Linked DNA regions of Homo sapiens: region 2 is linked to region 1. A link is an interaction called in ENCODE POLR2A ChIA-PET data of the cell type or tissue named here. Cell type or tissue: A673. All regions are shown on one strand.

Region 1 (8,000 bases):
TCTTTGAGATTTCCCAGACGGATGTGTTAATCAAAGCTATAGCTGACTAATTATAAGCTAGTAGAAAAACAAGCATCCATTTTTTTTGTTGTTGTTAAATTAAGCGATAAGTCAAAGTAAACTCAGCTTTCACAAAATAAGATTTTCTTTAAAAACTTTCCTTTAGCATAGTTATTAATCAGCAAACAGTTGTGTAAATTCAAAATGCAGAAGGACAAGATAATATTTCAATCTCCTTTGTTGTTGAATGTTAATAGGGAATCTGTTATTAAGGTTACTGACTGGAAAACACTGATCTGAATTACTGGTAGCAATTTTTTTGATACATGTAGTAAGACACTTTCTAAGAGGTGAGAGCGTGTGTGTGTGTGTATATGTGTGTGTCTGTTTATGTGGCATACCACATAGCTTAAGGTATGCCACGTAAGGAAACCCCAATGAGTAAATAACATTACCATTAGAAAACAGCTACTTACTCTGAATGAGTAATTATGGCAGAAGAGTAGAAAACAATGTTGGTTTTTCATTTGTTTGTTTTTTGAGAAGGAGTCTTGCTCTGTTGCCCAGGCTGGAGTGCAGTGGTGCGATCTTGGCTCACTGCAACCTTTGCTTCCTGAGTTCAAGTGATTCTCCTGCCTCAGCCTCCCGAGTAGCTGGGATTACAGGCCTGTGCCACCATGCCCAGCTAATTTTTGCATATTTAGTAGAGACAGGGTTTTACCATGTTGGTCAGGCTGGTCTCGAATTCCTGACCTCAGGTGATCCATGCGCCTCAGCCTCCCAAAGTGCTGGGATTACGGGCATGAGCCACCACGGTTGGCCTGTTTATTTTTTTAAATTTTACTCGTAATTTTTTTGGCCTTTCTAGCCTCATATCCTACACAATGCTCCAATACAGTCCACTTCCAGATCATTTTGGACAGTGTTACTTTAAGTTGAAATCGTTTTTTCTCTGTCCCAATGTTGAGAATCAGAGCTTTTACCTCTACTTCAGAGCCCAGTGAAATGCCAACAAGAATAACCTTTCCAGATTTCTAGTGTGTGTTTGTGTGTGTGTGTGTGTGTGTGTGTGTGTGTGTGTAGTACAGTTTCTTGTACACTTTTTTTTTTTTTGGCAGGGTGTTGCTCTGTAGTGTGATCATGGCTCACTGCAGCCTGGACATCCTGGGCTCAAGTGATCCTCCTATCTCAGCCTCTCAAGTAGCTGGGACTGCAGGTGCATGCCACCATACCTAGCTAATTTTGTGTATTTTTTTTTGGTAGAGATTAGGTTTTGCCATGTTGCCCAGGCTGGTCTCAAACTCCTGGGCTCAAGCAATCTGCCCACTTTGGCCTCTCAAAGTGCTGGGATTATAAGCGTGAGCCATCACGCCCAGCCTCATTTCTTGTAAACACTCTTTGAATGTAGCAATAAGTTTGCATATAAAATTGTGGGATTTTATGTTTTAGAAAGCATTAAAAATTTAAGTTGAAAACACTTGTTGATAAATCTAAACAGAAATTTGGTGATCTCTTTCATTCAAAATTAAATGTCAAAGTTTGGGGAGAAAAGTGAAAACAATTATTTGAGCCATTAGTTTTTATCCTTAGAAATCCTTTTCTAATGTAAATCTGCTGGTGTTCTCGTGTACACGTGAACATATATGATGTAACAGCCTGTGCTTGCACAGCTGCTCCAGGTAGATGGTGTTTCATTTGCAGGTCACCGTACACACCTGATTTTGCTATTCCTATCCTGTTTTACGCAAATCTGGCCAAACTGACAAATATACTGACAAAGGCCCACATTTCTGTGGTGGCTTCATGGCTGTTAGGCCTGACAGAACTTCTTTTCATATTTAACCCAAGGGTGCCCCAGAATCATTATTTCTTAAGCAATAGTTGCATTGCTCTACTTAATAACCCTTTTGAGTAGAAACCACATCTCATTGTTATGAGCACTCAATGCCAGAAACTGAGCAAACTGTTCTATATAAATTCCAGAGATCCATTTTTGGGCTCTGGATTTGTAGCTTTTGAAAAATGTGCCTTTTAATACAGTTTTTTAAAAAATTACTAATCTTCTCAACTACATTAAAGAACTTTCTATTAAAGTTTTCTCTGATAAGTATACCAAAGTGCCCTTTAGTTGACAAGTGACAATTTGGTGCCATCTTAGGGTCATAAATAAAATACCATATAATGCCTGGACCATTGCTCTTATCAGGTCTGCATCTTGCAGGCATACTGTGAAACACGTGATATGTGCATCTTACAAATAGGTGACTGTAGAAAATGTATGTCTGATAGGAAAGACATGACAAACTTTACATTTAAGCATTATTAGATCAATTTTAACAAGCTATAAATTAGTATGTTTTAATTCCTATTCCTGTCTCATTCATCTGTGTGGTTGCGTAATAGGATTGCATTAGATTTTGTAAGTATTTTTCTATGTGGAGTGGGTCTGGATGGTTGGATGGTCCATGCATCAGCTAGAGGTATTACAAGTTAGGGAAATAGTTTAATTTGATCTTGTTTAACTCACCCACATGGAGCTATTATTTAGTTTTGGTGTAGAAACTATGGCCAGGCATGGTGACTCACACCCTTAATCCCAGCACTTTGAGAGGCTGGGGAAGGCGGGTTGCTTGAGGCCAGGAGTTCGAGACCAGTCTGGCCAACATGGCGAAACTAAAAATACAAAAATCTGTAGAGCGTGGTGATGCATCCCTGTAATCCCAGCTTCTTGGGAGGCTGAGAACCAGAACTGCTTGAACCTGGGAGGTGGAGGCTGCAGTGAGCCTAGATTGCGCCACTGCACTCCAGCCTGGGCAACAGAACAAGACTGTCTCAAAAAAAAAAAAAAAAAGGAAAGAAAAGAAAAACTGTGCCATGCTGGTCAAATTCTCCTGTTGCTTATTTTTGTAAATAAAGTTTTATTAGAACACAACTATCCACATTCATTTACAATATTGTTTATTGGCACTGTCATGCTGTGGCAGCAAAGGTGAGCAGTTGCAGCAAAGGTGAGCAGTTGCAAGGGACTATATGACCTGTAAAGCCTAAAATATTTACTATCTAGCCCTTTGTAGAAAGTTTGCCTACTCATTTAGATATTCAAAAAGAGGAAAATAGGCCCTGTACCTTGCATTCAGTGGATTAGAAAGGAAGTACCATCAATTTTCTCTACCCTCCAATCTCCCAACAGTATATTCTCTCTTGAATGGATGCTCTTGGTAGCAGATTTGATGTCAGTGACTACTCTGAGTCTCCATCAAGGCCCCCATGTAGAGAAAGTCAGAGTGTCTCAGACTGTTGTTAAAACATCATCAACCAGGAGGACATGCCATCACATTATCAAGGCTTCTTGTTCTTACAGTGGCTGGAGTGTTCTGATCTGCCGTCCCATCTGAATTGTGCTTCCCATCTCTCTCTCTTTGCTCACCCAATTTTTTATCCATCTGAAGCAGTCTGCTCCTATCTGGTTGATGGGCTCACTTCTACCTCTTGGATGCACAAGAGAAGTGGAGGTTTCCCTCCTATTGGTTGTACAAACCCAGAGAAATAAAGCTTAATCTGAATAGGCTTAAGTATGTTATCTTGCTTAGAGAAGACAACATTTAGTAATAGCAGAAACTAAACTATCCTAACAGCTCAGTCTTAGGGAAAAAATATACTCACTAACTCATTTTTTCAGAACAGAACATTCTAAACCAAAACATATTTGCATAGTTCCCACAGATACCAAAAGGTGACTGTATATGTGCATGTATACATAAATATAAAAATATATTTATATTTTGAGAGAAAGACTTAGCTATTTTAACCAAATAGAATGTTTTCAGGAGTAGCAGGAATAGAAGAGATTGCATGTGCATTGTAGCATGTTCATTTTTCATTTGATTTCTGTCCCTAAAAACAGAATCCAGTGAAACTAGCTGGAAATACTTCTTTCATGTATTATCTCATTCATTTACTTCTCTCATTTTAACAGACTGTTATATGGCCTGGTGCAGTCACGCCTTTTAAATTTTAAAACTTCCTTCCTTAACATGAAGTTCTCGTCTTAGAATTTTTACAGCTGGATGGACTTGAATTTGGTATTACTCACACCTCTGGAAAGAAATGCAGAAGCAGCTTATCCTGTATGGCTCAGAAAGCTGTTGCTGAAAGTGGGGTGTAATGTTTTTAATACATTTTTCCAAGAGTAGTATTTAATTTCAAATTGGTACAAGATGCAGAATCACTTTCAGCTGTGATGACTGAAATGTGTCATTAAGACATTACGAGATAAACACCAAGTACCCCACATCTGTCTTATTGAAAATACAGTGTCATATTTTGAGTCAGGCACCACTGAAAGTTTATCCTTTTATGGAACTTCCTGGTCTTGGTAGTGACAGCTTTCCAGGTGCTGCTCAGGTAAATGGTACACCAGCCAGCCAAACAGCATGTGGTAGAGAGCAGCACCCAGTGAAATCTGGCAAACTTGCTAGGGGGAAAACTGGGTTTGGCCTCCTTAGGATTATGGAGTAGGGCCAGGTTATAACCCTGGTAGTTGCAGGAAGAGGAAATTCCTAGGAAATGGTAATATCTGCTCTTCATCTTTTTCTATCTTTTTTTTTTTTTTTTTTTTTGAGATAGAGTCTTGCTCTGTTGCCCAGGCTGGAGTGCAGTGGAACGATCTCGGCTCACTGCAAGCTCTGCATCCCGGGTTCACACCATTCTCCGGCCTCAGCCTCCCAAGTAGCTGGGACTACAGGTGCCCGCCACCACACCCGGCTGATATTGTTTTTGTATTTTTAGTAGAGACGGGGTTTCACCATGTTAGCCAGGATGGTCTCGATCTCCTGACCTCGTGATCTGCCCACCTCAGCCTCCCAAAGTGCTGGGATTACAGGTGTGAGCCACCACGCCCGGCCACCTTTTTCTATCTTTAAACATGCCAAGGGCTCTTTCAAATTGGGCTTTAAAAACACTACAGAAAACTCTCTGAACATAGGAAAAAGGGCTCAAGGGGGACAGGTACTCACATGGGGATAATTCCTTCTGGTCTTTTTTCATTATTTTCTAAGTTTGAGCTTGGCTGCCCATTGAAATTGTCTTGGTAGTTTTCTACCCTTTCCAGTGTGGCTACGGCTGGAGTTGCTATAATATTCTCACATTCCTGCCCATCTTTCTTCTTCACCATATTTGATAGTGTTGATCTCCTTTGCCTCTGCAAAATTCTGCTCTTAAACCTGTGGCAACTCTGGTCTCACGTTGTCTTAATCTTTGTACTGCTTAACACTCACTCACTTCTTCCCACATTCCTTGCTTTGCCCTGGCTTTTCATGTGCGGATATAACAATGGCTATCACTTATAACACACTTTTAGTATCAGGCACTGTGCTAAGTAACTTAAATATACTTGTTATTGTATCTTTTACACAATAATTTGGACTGTTATAATCCTTATTTTGCAAGTAGGGCAACTGAGGCATAGTCATTGATTTATTTCCTTTTGTGCACAAAGGAGAAAAAGATAATTCTAAGGGCTTTTTAGCTATGGTCTTTATCTTCTGAAATTCAAATTCAGATGTCAAAAGGTTAATTTGAATTCTTTCCCCATGATCAAATGGCATGAAAGACCTGTGATTATATTTACAGGATGCATATTAAACTTTCAAGGTCCAGGTGTCTCAAAAAGTGCTTTTAAAAAATAGACTTCCAGTATAATTTTATCACCACTAAATACAGAACATGATTAGGTTATAGTAAAAGTTTTCCTGTCTCTGCAGCTTTCTCTCTAAAATTTATTCATCTTAGCTGCCCAGAGTTCCTTTTGTTACTTGAACTGCTAATTGAAGACAGTTTCCAAAGCCTAAGATGAGATTTCATTTGTTAGAACTGAATTAGAAAGAGCAGGACCTAATCACTTGATTGCAAACATAGGAAACTAGATTTTGGAAAGGGAATATGGGATGTACAATATTCTGCTTCTACACAGGTGTTCCTAATGTATATCTGATCTCAATTTTAAAATTCCTATTCTTTAAAGCCAGGTCAAAAGCCAGGTCTGAGAATCTTCTTGTGATTTAACCTCTTCTCATCCTGGTGACCGCTGTTTCCTTATTGTAGTATTCAGTCTGCACTTTGCCATTTTGCACTTGACAGACTGCTTTATGTAAGGGTAAAAACCACAGTTACTTTTGCACCAACTTAATAAAATAATCTCTTGTCATTTCATTGTGTGTTGTCTCCCAAGCAGCCTGAACAAGAATGTCTTCTGCAGGGGGTTCAGGTGCTATGTCATCATTTTTCGGTGAACCACCTTACATACTCCTGTGAAGTGCCTGTGACCTCTCATCTAATACATGTAGGAGAAGATATACACCAGAGTAGTATACTTAAAGGGACATTATTAGACTGTCACTGCTTTACTGCAAGGCTGGATAATTTCAGTGGAATGGTCCTGAGTGCCATGGTTAGAGAAAGGAACCTGACTTATTACTTCTGCTGGAGGAGGACACTTTTAATGAAAGAAAAACATGGTAGATGTAATTCAGTGGTTTTAAGAAGCAGTGTTGATGATAACCCAGGAAATGGGACAGTTATATTAATATAGTCTCCAGATTAGCTTCAAACTCCAGGAATCAAGGTAGGGAGGATTTGATATAACAACGGTCTTACATGGTTTTTCTTTTTTCTTTTTTTTTTTTTTTTTGAGACAGTCTTGCTCTGTCACCCAGGCTGGAGTACAGTGGCGCCATCTCGGTTCACTGCAGCCTCTGTCTCCCGGGTTCAAGCAGTTCTCCCGCCTCAGCCTCCTGAGTAGCTGGGACTACAGGTGCCCTCCATGATGCCCGGCTAATTTTTGTATTTTTAGTAGAGACGGGGTTTCACCATGTCGGCCAGGCTGGTCTTGAACTCCTGACCTCAAATGATCTGCCTGCCTTGGCCTTCCAAAGTGCTGGGATTACAGGTGTGAGCCACTACATCCAGCACCGGTCTCACATGTTTATAGTCCTCATTAGATACCTTATTTTCCAGTAACATTTCTTCTCAAAAATAGATGTACTTGACTACTCTTTTCTTGATTCTTCTGGGAGTAACCATCTCTTTGGAGATGGTTGTTAGTAAGGTTATAAAAATAACCTTACTGAGGAACTCCCATGCAATCCTCTGAAAATAATAAAAATTTCCTTATTTCAAGAACTCTTATTTAACAAAGTAATTGTTAGGGTTGAATACTCTAGGGGCAAATGATTTATTGTGCCTTTTGTAAAAGTCAACACTTGGCAGGTGTGTGTTTGACACTGGCTGATGCTGGGCTTATTTCTCTAAGAGTATGGTAATTCTAGTAAAGTAAAGAAAATTGTTTATCAGATATTAGGAACTGTACATAGGCCTGCTCAAAATGGCAGCTTTAAAGCTACCTTTAGGGCTATTCCTGATGGAATATACCAGTGGGAGAGTACAGAAGGAAGAACACAATTTGTATGAATACAAGTAAAATGAAGGTTGAGTATATTTTCAGATCTTGCCCAATGCATTTATTCTACTTGGTTCTCTTTATTTTCAAGTTCTCATTTGGAACTGGCCGGCACTTTCAGAACTCTGGGTATTTCTAATTTTAGCAGCCTCTATTTGGCAGTATTTTCCAGAGCAGTACCTTTTAAACTTCTTCCCTACAGTCCACAGTAAGGAATATATTTTACACAATCACCTAATACATGATATGTATATCTGATATTTTCCATTCTAACTTTTTCATTAAAAAATGCTGGGTATGACTCATTAAATACTTTCACATCTCATTAATGGGTCAAAATCTGTAGTATAAAGAGGGCATAGGGTCTGGTATTGCTGCATATATCTCTTGATATTTTCACTTCTCACTGTTTCCTCCTTCTCCAGGTCTAACAGCTCAGGATGCTGTTTCTTATTTGGCTGAAGCCATTAGTTTCAACTTCTCCTTTAAAACCTGGAGTGCACCTAAAGTGCTCTTCAATCCTGTCATGGTCTCATTGACTAAG
Region 2 (8,000 bases), 110 kb before region 1:
CTACGACAAAAGTATAAATCGTAGAATTACAAATAAATTACACCAATTGTGTTAAATTAGGTTGGTTTAGACTAAACCTGTGATGTGTTTAGAAAAAGTTTGAATGAAATGTTGAAAAGCTGTCCTAGATTATAGACAGAAGACAGTAATAGTCGGGGTCAGAAGCATTATCTTAAGATGGCCGTAACTGGGTGTCTGATTCAATTTCTATCTCTGCTTTTTTTAATTCTGCTATAGGTATTAGAGAATGTGTGAATTGGAATTATTTAATATACCTGTTAGTTGTAATTGCTTTCTTAAGTAAAGGCCTTTTGGTTTGACATTTGGTCATTTCGTAAACATGCTGACCTAAACTCGTGTCCCTCCCTCAGAAGGAAATACGTTAATTTAGTATGACATCCTTTTTTTTCCCTTTGTGCTTATTTATTTATTTATTTTTTTGAGATGGAGTCTCACTCTGTAACCCAGGCTGGGCTGGGACACAGTAGCATCATTATAGCTCACCAAAGCCCCTAACTCCTGGACTAATGCGATCTCCCTGCCTTAGCCTCCTGAGTAGCTGGGATTATAAGCACACATCACTATACCCAGCTAATTTCTTAATTTTTTTAAAGACGAGGTCTTGATATATTGCCCATGCTGGTCTTGAACTCCTGGACTCAAGCAGTCTTATTGCCTTGGCCTCCCAAATTGTTGGAATTATAGGCATGAGCCACCGTGCCCAGCTTTAGTATGACATTCTTTATTCTTTTAGAAAGCTTTGAGATATTGATGCATCCTTATAGAAATTACTTTCATTTATTTATTTACTTACTTAAAACAGCTTGATAAAGTTGGAAAAAGCAGGACCCTAAATAATAAATATATTTGCCATCAGCCTTTTATAGGAAAACTCAGAAATAATAAGTGGAAATATTTAGGATGTCACTCATCAGACTTTTTTTTTGAATATGTAAATGTGTTTTTTTGAAAATTTAAACACGCAAAGTAAAAATTAAAAGTTTTGGTTAAGTTGTGAATTTCAGAAATTTATCTTGGTTATGGTGTCCTGAAGTTAAAAAGAATAGAGCATTAGTACATTAGTACATAAACGTTCTGTTATTCTCTGCCTAAGGGCAAGATCCAACTTTGAACCAGGTCCTGGATTTCCTCTCATCTTAAATCGGAGCCTTTTTCATTTGTAGTATAAATAAATTAGCCTTTTGATGCTGTGATTTTATTTGTATATGTTATATATGAGATTTATATCTCTCTTTGTATGCAGGCATTTCACTAGATTTTGTTTGGCCATCTATTTTTAGTGTTTCCCTAGCAGCATGTTTGCTTTACCTGCCTTCATCTAGGTTTCTACATCATCAGGGGTGGAAATATTAGTTGGCTTAATTAAGCTTGGGAGTTGTACCTTACTTGCTCTGTTGAGTGTCAGTTCTACCTTCTTTTGAAGCAGGCAAAAGCAGTTCATGGCACAAATGCCAGAAATAGCATGCAAACCACTTTGTAGTGGTATGCAAACTAATTTCTGCTGTGTCCTTTTCTTAATGCTTGTGAGGGTTACTGTTTACTTAAGAGTTAATATTTGGCTTATGAAACTAGTATCAGATGAGAAATTCCAGCATCCCTCCCCACCCCAGAGAAAGATGTGGTCATTGGGGACTGCTCTGAAGTCTGCCAGCCCTCTATCCTAAAAGTTGGTAGATCAGTTATTATATCTTGATATGTACCCCTAATTCATATGAGGGGCCAAGAGAGATTAGTTACTCCTGATTTCATCTGTTAGAAGATAAAGGGAGTGTGGTTTGTATCTATATTAGAGTAATGGGAATGAAGGGTAGGGATGGATGACAGAGATATTTTACTCCTAGGAAAAATCAGCAGGACTTGGACAGTGACTAGATACAGAGAATTAAGGGAATAGTTGAATCAGACATGACTGCAAGATGTCATTTGGGTCAGTGAAGGTGCCATTGATTGTGGTTGAAGGAGTGAGCCGATTTAGGGGCTGGCTGAAGGGAATATATAGGTCAGACTGTCATGATGTGAGGCTCATATAGCTATGCATGGAGAGAGGTGTTAAATCAAGCACCAGGATTCAAAGTGAGCTCTTGAAGGCAGAGACCTCAATTTGTCCTTTATTCATCTTGAACAGACTCTGGGACGTACCTACTGTCAATTGAATGAAAATGCTGGCTTCTTCCTTCTAAGTGGTTCTCATCTCAGGATTGTTTTGCCCCCGGGGGACATTTGGCAATGTTTAGAGAAATGCTGGGTTGTCACAACTCAAAGTATGCTACTGGCATCCAGTGTGTAGAGACCAGGGATGCTGGTAAGCATGCTACAATCCGTAAGACAGCATCTTCTACCTCCCCCCGCCACCCTCAAAATTTTTTAGCCCCAGATGTCAATGGTGCCAAGATTGAGAAACACTGTTCTAACAAACGGCAAGGAAGTTGACTCCTCTAAGCCTTGGTTTCCTCACTTGTAAAGAGATTATGACTACTTCAGGTTTGTTAGAATTAGACCAGGCAGGGTGTGTACAAGTGCCTGGCATGAAAGAGCCTCTCAGCAAATCCTAATTTCCCTTACCTTACTTGATGAATAGATTTAGGGGAGTTACTTTTGGTCTTTTAACTGCTAATTTCAAGGCTTCACGTTTTTTTTTTTTGTTTTTTTTTTTTTTTTTTTTTTTTTCTGAGAGGTGAGTGGGATGCCTAGGAAACATAGAGTAGCTTTTATAATCTTAATGCTTTTCTCATGGTTTTATCAAATTATGATTTTGATTATACTTTGGTTTGGGTTTGTACTATTTCAGGATTCAGTATTTAGTGTTCACCTAGCAGTAGACAATGAAGTTAAACCCTTAGTGTAGATCAATGAAGTTAAGCCCTTAAATTTTACTTTTTAGCCTGTAAATACATTTTATGTATTATTTATTGCTCACAGAACTGTTATTGTTTGGAAGCAATTTTACTATTCTTTGAAATCAAGACCAAAATGTACTGAATTTTATTTCTCATGGAAAATGCTAGACCTCCTATGTCTATTGCCTTTTTCCTTTTTATCCATTTATTCTAACTAGACCCCCCCCGAAGTCAGAACTCTTCCTTAGATTTCCTTTTTAGGGTCTTCATTAGGTGGCTTTCTTTTGCTTGTCGGGTGTCTTTTTACTTTATTTTGTAAGGTGTTGAATATTCCCTTTATTTTGTAAGGTGTTGAATGTTTCAGTGGTGTTAGGGACAGGACCACCGATATTTTCATCTCTAATACCAATCCCTTAGTGATCTATTCCAGTCATAGCCTCAGTGTTTAAAGTCTCCTTACATGTACATAGTTGTGTGGCATTCTCATTTTTAGGGAGTCACTGGAATTCTTTGCTGCTATTTCTTTCCTTTTAGGAAAAAAACCGGTTTACTCTTACTATACATTATTTTCTCCATCTATAGAATGGAATTACTGTAGGTAAAAGTCCTTGAGTTCGGTAAACTATGTATTGGACTTACTAATGTACGTTTTATTAATTGCAGGTGGAATTTAGAAATAACCTGCCTGTTTTTCATCTTAAACTAAGATTATTTAAATATTCCATTCATTAATTAGTTGGTTAGAAAAATTAGCTTTTGAGGAACACCACTTAAACATGGAAAATAATAACAGAGTACATTTTGTGACAGCAAATAAATTATCGGTTAACTTAACCCTATAGGATTCAAAGTTGGTAGCTTTAAATGATATTAAATTGTATTTGACTGTCAACTGCTTTTAAAGGCTTACGTGGCTCCCCATTGTACCTGTAGTTATTTAGGTCTGGAAGCACAGGGTGTTAAGAATGCCACCATAATGTCTTTTCATAAGGGTTTGGTTTGTCATAGCCTGTAAAATTAGGTTCACCAGTTAGCTGCTTTATGAAATGAATGTCATTGGTCATGGTGGGGGAGGTATTAGGAGAAGGTATAAAGGAATCTAAAAAAACTTTCTTTCTTTCTCTCCCTCCCTCCCTTCTTTCCTTCTGCCCCTTCCTCCCCCCTTTCCTTTCCTTTTTCCTCTTTCCCCTTTCCCATTTCCCCTTTCCCCTTTCCTTTCCTTTCCTTTCCTTTCCTTTCCTTTCCATCTTCTGTATTGCTAGTAAAATAATTGTTGCTCACTGAAGGCTTTAAAAAACACTGGTTGCATGCTTAATATAGGATGGCAACAAAATGGACGGGTTTAAAAAATATGTAGATGGTATGATACCCCTTTCCTCCATCCTTGTACCAAATTTCTTTCAAACCTAGAATAATTTATACAAACAGATGTATCAGTAGATGGAGTATTATGCCCACTTTTTAATTTAATGATCAAAAAATGCCAAATTCTTCCCAGAGTGGCAGTATAATTCAGATGTAGTTAACTGTTGGATGCAAATTCAATTATGGTAGAAAGATTTACTTTACTTTGAGAGGTTTTTCTAAAATCTTCTAAAATTATGTTGATTTTTAAAATTTGAAATAACTTTAGACTTACATAAAAGGTATAAAAATAGTACAAAGAGGTCCTGGATATCTTTTGCCCAGTTACTCCTAATGTTAACATCTTATATAACCATAGTATAATTATTAAAACCAGGACATTCACATTTATAAACTATCCTTTTTCTAGTTCAGGATCCAATTTGGGATCCTACCTTGCATTTAGTTATCATCATGTTAGTCTCCTCCCATCTGTTAAGCTTTTCAGTCTTTTTTTTCTCTCATCTTTTATAAATGTTACTGACACTTTTGAAGAGTACTGTTAGTTATTTTTTAGAATGTTTCTCAATATGGGGTTGTCAGATCTTCACCCGTGATTAGCATGTCTTATGATGGGTGAAGTTAATGTGATCACTTGGTTAAGGCTGTGTCTGCCAGATTTCTTCATTGTAAAGTTACTGCTTTTTCCTTTGTAATAATAAATGTTCATTTTAACCTTGTAGTTGTATAATAATTAGTAATTCCTTTGTAATTAATACCTTCCTCTAGTGGGGAGGTACTGCAAATATACTGTGTCCCATCATACTTATCATGGGCCAGTTTTGCAATATCCTGTGTTCCATCATACTTTACATGGGCAAGTTTTGCTATCTATCAATGGTTCTTAACTGGCAGCAGTTATTACTGCTTTGGTCTTTGCTTAATGGCGAGTTTTCTATTTCACTCATTCTTACTATATTTGGAATTCTACAATTAAGGAAGTACTGTCCTCTTTACTTATTAATTATCCAATTAATTTATTTACATGGCTTTGTGGATATTTTGCCTTATGGGTTAAAATCCAGTAATTGTTGCTCAAGTCATTCTCGCTTTGGTTATTGAGGGCACTTGAAAATTTGTTCCTGTGTCTTTTCTACAATACCCTCTCTCATTTTGTGAGCACTAATTTACTTTCTGGTATCACATGATGTTCTGGGTGTATCTTGTATTTTTCCTGCTTGCACCAGCCATGGAATCAACCATTTTTCCAGGGAGCTGAGTTCATTTTACTAGAGAATGATATCTAGAAACCAAGATCTGGGTGCCAGGTGTGCTCCATGCTACTGGGTGTCATTGCTTCTAGGCTCTCTTAGTAGATAGAGCTAGCAGTGTATATGTTTGGTAACATGTATGAACACATATGTTTTTATTTTCTTATCTATCCATCTATGTATATAAATAAAAAACTGCCAGTGATGCTGCCAGTTCTGTTCTTCCACCATAGGGTCCATTTTGGTCTTTTTTCCTGTTCAGCCCTTTTCTCTTTCTTTGTTACTTCCTTCTCCAAAGGTGAGAAACTGTTCTCAACCACAGTATATTGACTTACTTGTTTCATCCGAGTACACACAAACAAAAGTAGTTTTAGAATTAGTGACCTATTCATTCCCTGGTGAGAAACACAGTTTTAAACTAGAGTACAATATTTGTCTTTAACTTTATGGTATACAGGCAAATTCTGTTTTCAGAAGTTACTTGGGTTCTTTTCATCCCTGCCTAAGGGTTATGTTAGTCACTTGTAATAAAATTAGGTTCACTTGTTATTGTTTGTATGCTGTTTTAAGTTCCTCCTACATCCTGTTTCATCATAGCACAGTATCCCTCTCCCATTTATTTATGATAAAGATGTGTTCTTAAAAGGACTGGATTTGCTTAAGGTTGGGTACAGCTGTAATTGCTTTGCCAGACAGCAGTTAAAGGACATGTGCTTTGGCAATCATTCTCTTGGGCTTGCTTGCCTGGTTCCTTAGTTTCAGCTCTCATTTCTACATCGTTTACACTTGGGAATTGATATCAGCTGTGGCCCCATAACTGTCAGTGCTTGAAATCATGCCCATCGACTAAATCTTATTTGTTCTGTATGCACAGTTTTAGACCCGGAGCCACCTACAGTATGAATACTAATTCTCTCATAGCTGTGGTAAATCATGAAGTATTTTGTAGACCCTGTCCTTTACTGGGTTTTTCTTTTTCAAGATAGAATCACTTACCACAAAATTTGTCATTTTAAAGTGTATAATTCAGTGGTTTTTAGTATAGTCACAAAATTGTATATTGATATAATTCTAGAACATTTTTATCACCCCAGAAAGAAACCCCTTACCCATTAGCAGTCACTTCCCATTCTCCCCTTTCGCTAGCCCCTGGTAACCACTAATCTACTTTGTCTTTATGGATTTGCCTGTTCTGGGTATTTCATATAAATTGAATCATACAATATGTGACCTTTTATGTCTGGCTTCTAGCACGTGTTAGTACTTCATTTCTTTTTGCGATGAAATAATATTCCATTGTATGGATATACACATTTTGTTTATTCATCAGTTTCTACTTTTTGTCAAAAAATAACACTATTGTGAGCATTCATGTATGGGTTTTTGTGTAAACATGTTTTCAGTTTTTTCAGGTGTATACTTAGGAGTAGAAGTGCTGGGTCATGGTAATTCTATCTTTAATTTATTGAGTAACTGCCATAGTGGTTGAACCATTTTTTCATTCCCACTAGCAGTGTATGAGGCTTTCTTTTAATTAATTTCTCCACATCCTCTCCAACATTTTGCTGTTTTTTTTTTTTTTTTCCATTGCATCCTAGGGGGTATGAAGTGGTTTCACATTGTAGTTTTGATTTGCGTTTCCCAAATGACTAATGATGTGTCAAGGATCTTTTGCATGGATTCTTCATGCAAAAGAATGAAGGTGGACTCTTATCTCACAGCATATGCAAAAATCATTTCTGCACTCTGACTTCTAATCTGTTGGTTTATAAGTCTTTGCAGATCCAAGTACCACAATGTTTTGGTTACTGTAGATTTTGCGATAAGTTAGTTTTGCAACTAGGAAGTGTGATGTGCTTATTGGTTATTTGTATATCTTTGGAGAAATGTCTATTCAAATCTTTTGACCATTTTGTAATTTGGTTATTTACTTTTTTGTTGAGTTGTAAGAGTTCTTTATATATATGTGTGTACACACACACACACACACACACATACGTTTATTCTGGATACTGGATAGGAATATATTCTATACTTGTACCAGTATACAAAGATGTTTACCTAAGAGTGTTCACTGCAGCAATGTTTATAAGATAATTATCAGAGATATGGTTTGTAAATATTTCTCCCATTCTGTGGATTACCTGTTCACTTTCTGAATGGTATCCTCTACATCAGAAACTTTTAAAATTGTGATGAAGTCCAATTTATATATGTGTTTCTTTTATTGTTTGTGCTTTATATATCTAGGAAACCATTGCCTGATTCAATGTGATGAAGATTATAAGAATTTTATAGTTTAACTCTCACGCTTGATCCATTTTGAGTTCATTTTTGCATATGATGTGACATAAGGGCCCACCTTCATTCTTTTGCATAGAATATCCAGTTATCCCAATACTGTTTGTTAAAAAGACTATTCTTTTTCCATTGAATGTCTTGGCACCCTTGTCAAAAATCAATTGACCAGAAATTATGGGTTTATTTCTAGACTCTGAATTCTATTCTGTTGGTTTATATGTCTTTG

What was found. ChIA-PET counts read pairs that join two places held together with the same protein. Peaks named below come from ENCODE experiments on the same cell type or tissue, not always from the same donor. Only the 100,000 strongest peaks of a DNase experiment are listed, where the experiment ranks them.
Region 2: POLR2A ChIA-PET joins it to region 1 with 18 read pairs; 4 of 35 experiments call an interaction of 5 or more read pairs at or near these places.

What each region holds. Positions count from the first base shown.
Region 1 is chr3:131,005,590-131,013,589 of GRCh38, forward strand. It overlaps a transcript of ATP2C1 not described here. Among named protein-coding and RNA genes, the nearest start is that of ASTE1, 17 kb to the right of the region's middle. In A673, no CTCF peak of the experiment used is centred here; no DNase peak of the experiment used is centred here; H3K27ac peaks cover 695 bases.
Region 2 is chr3:130,899,635-130,907,634 of GRCh38, forward strand. The region is part of intron 2 of ATP2C1 (ATPase secretory pathway Ca2+ transporting 1); the gene reads left to right. Among named protein-coding and RNA genes, the nearest start is that of ATP2C1, 9.6 kb to the left of the region's middle. RefSeq lists an enhancer at 1,551-1,600. In A673, no CTCF peak of the experiment used is centred here; a DNase peak (open chromatin) is centred at 6,177.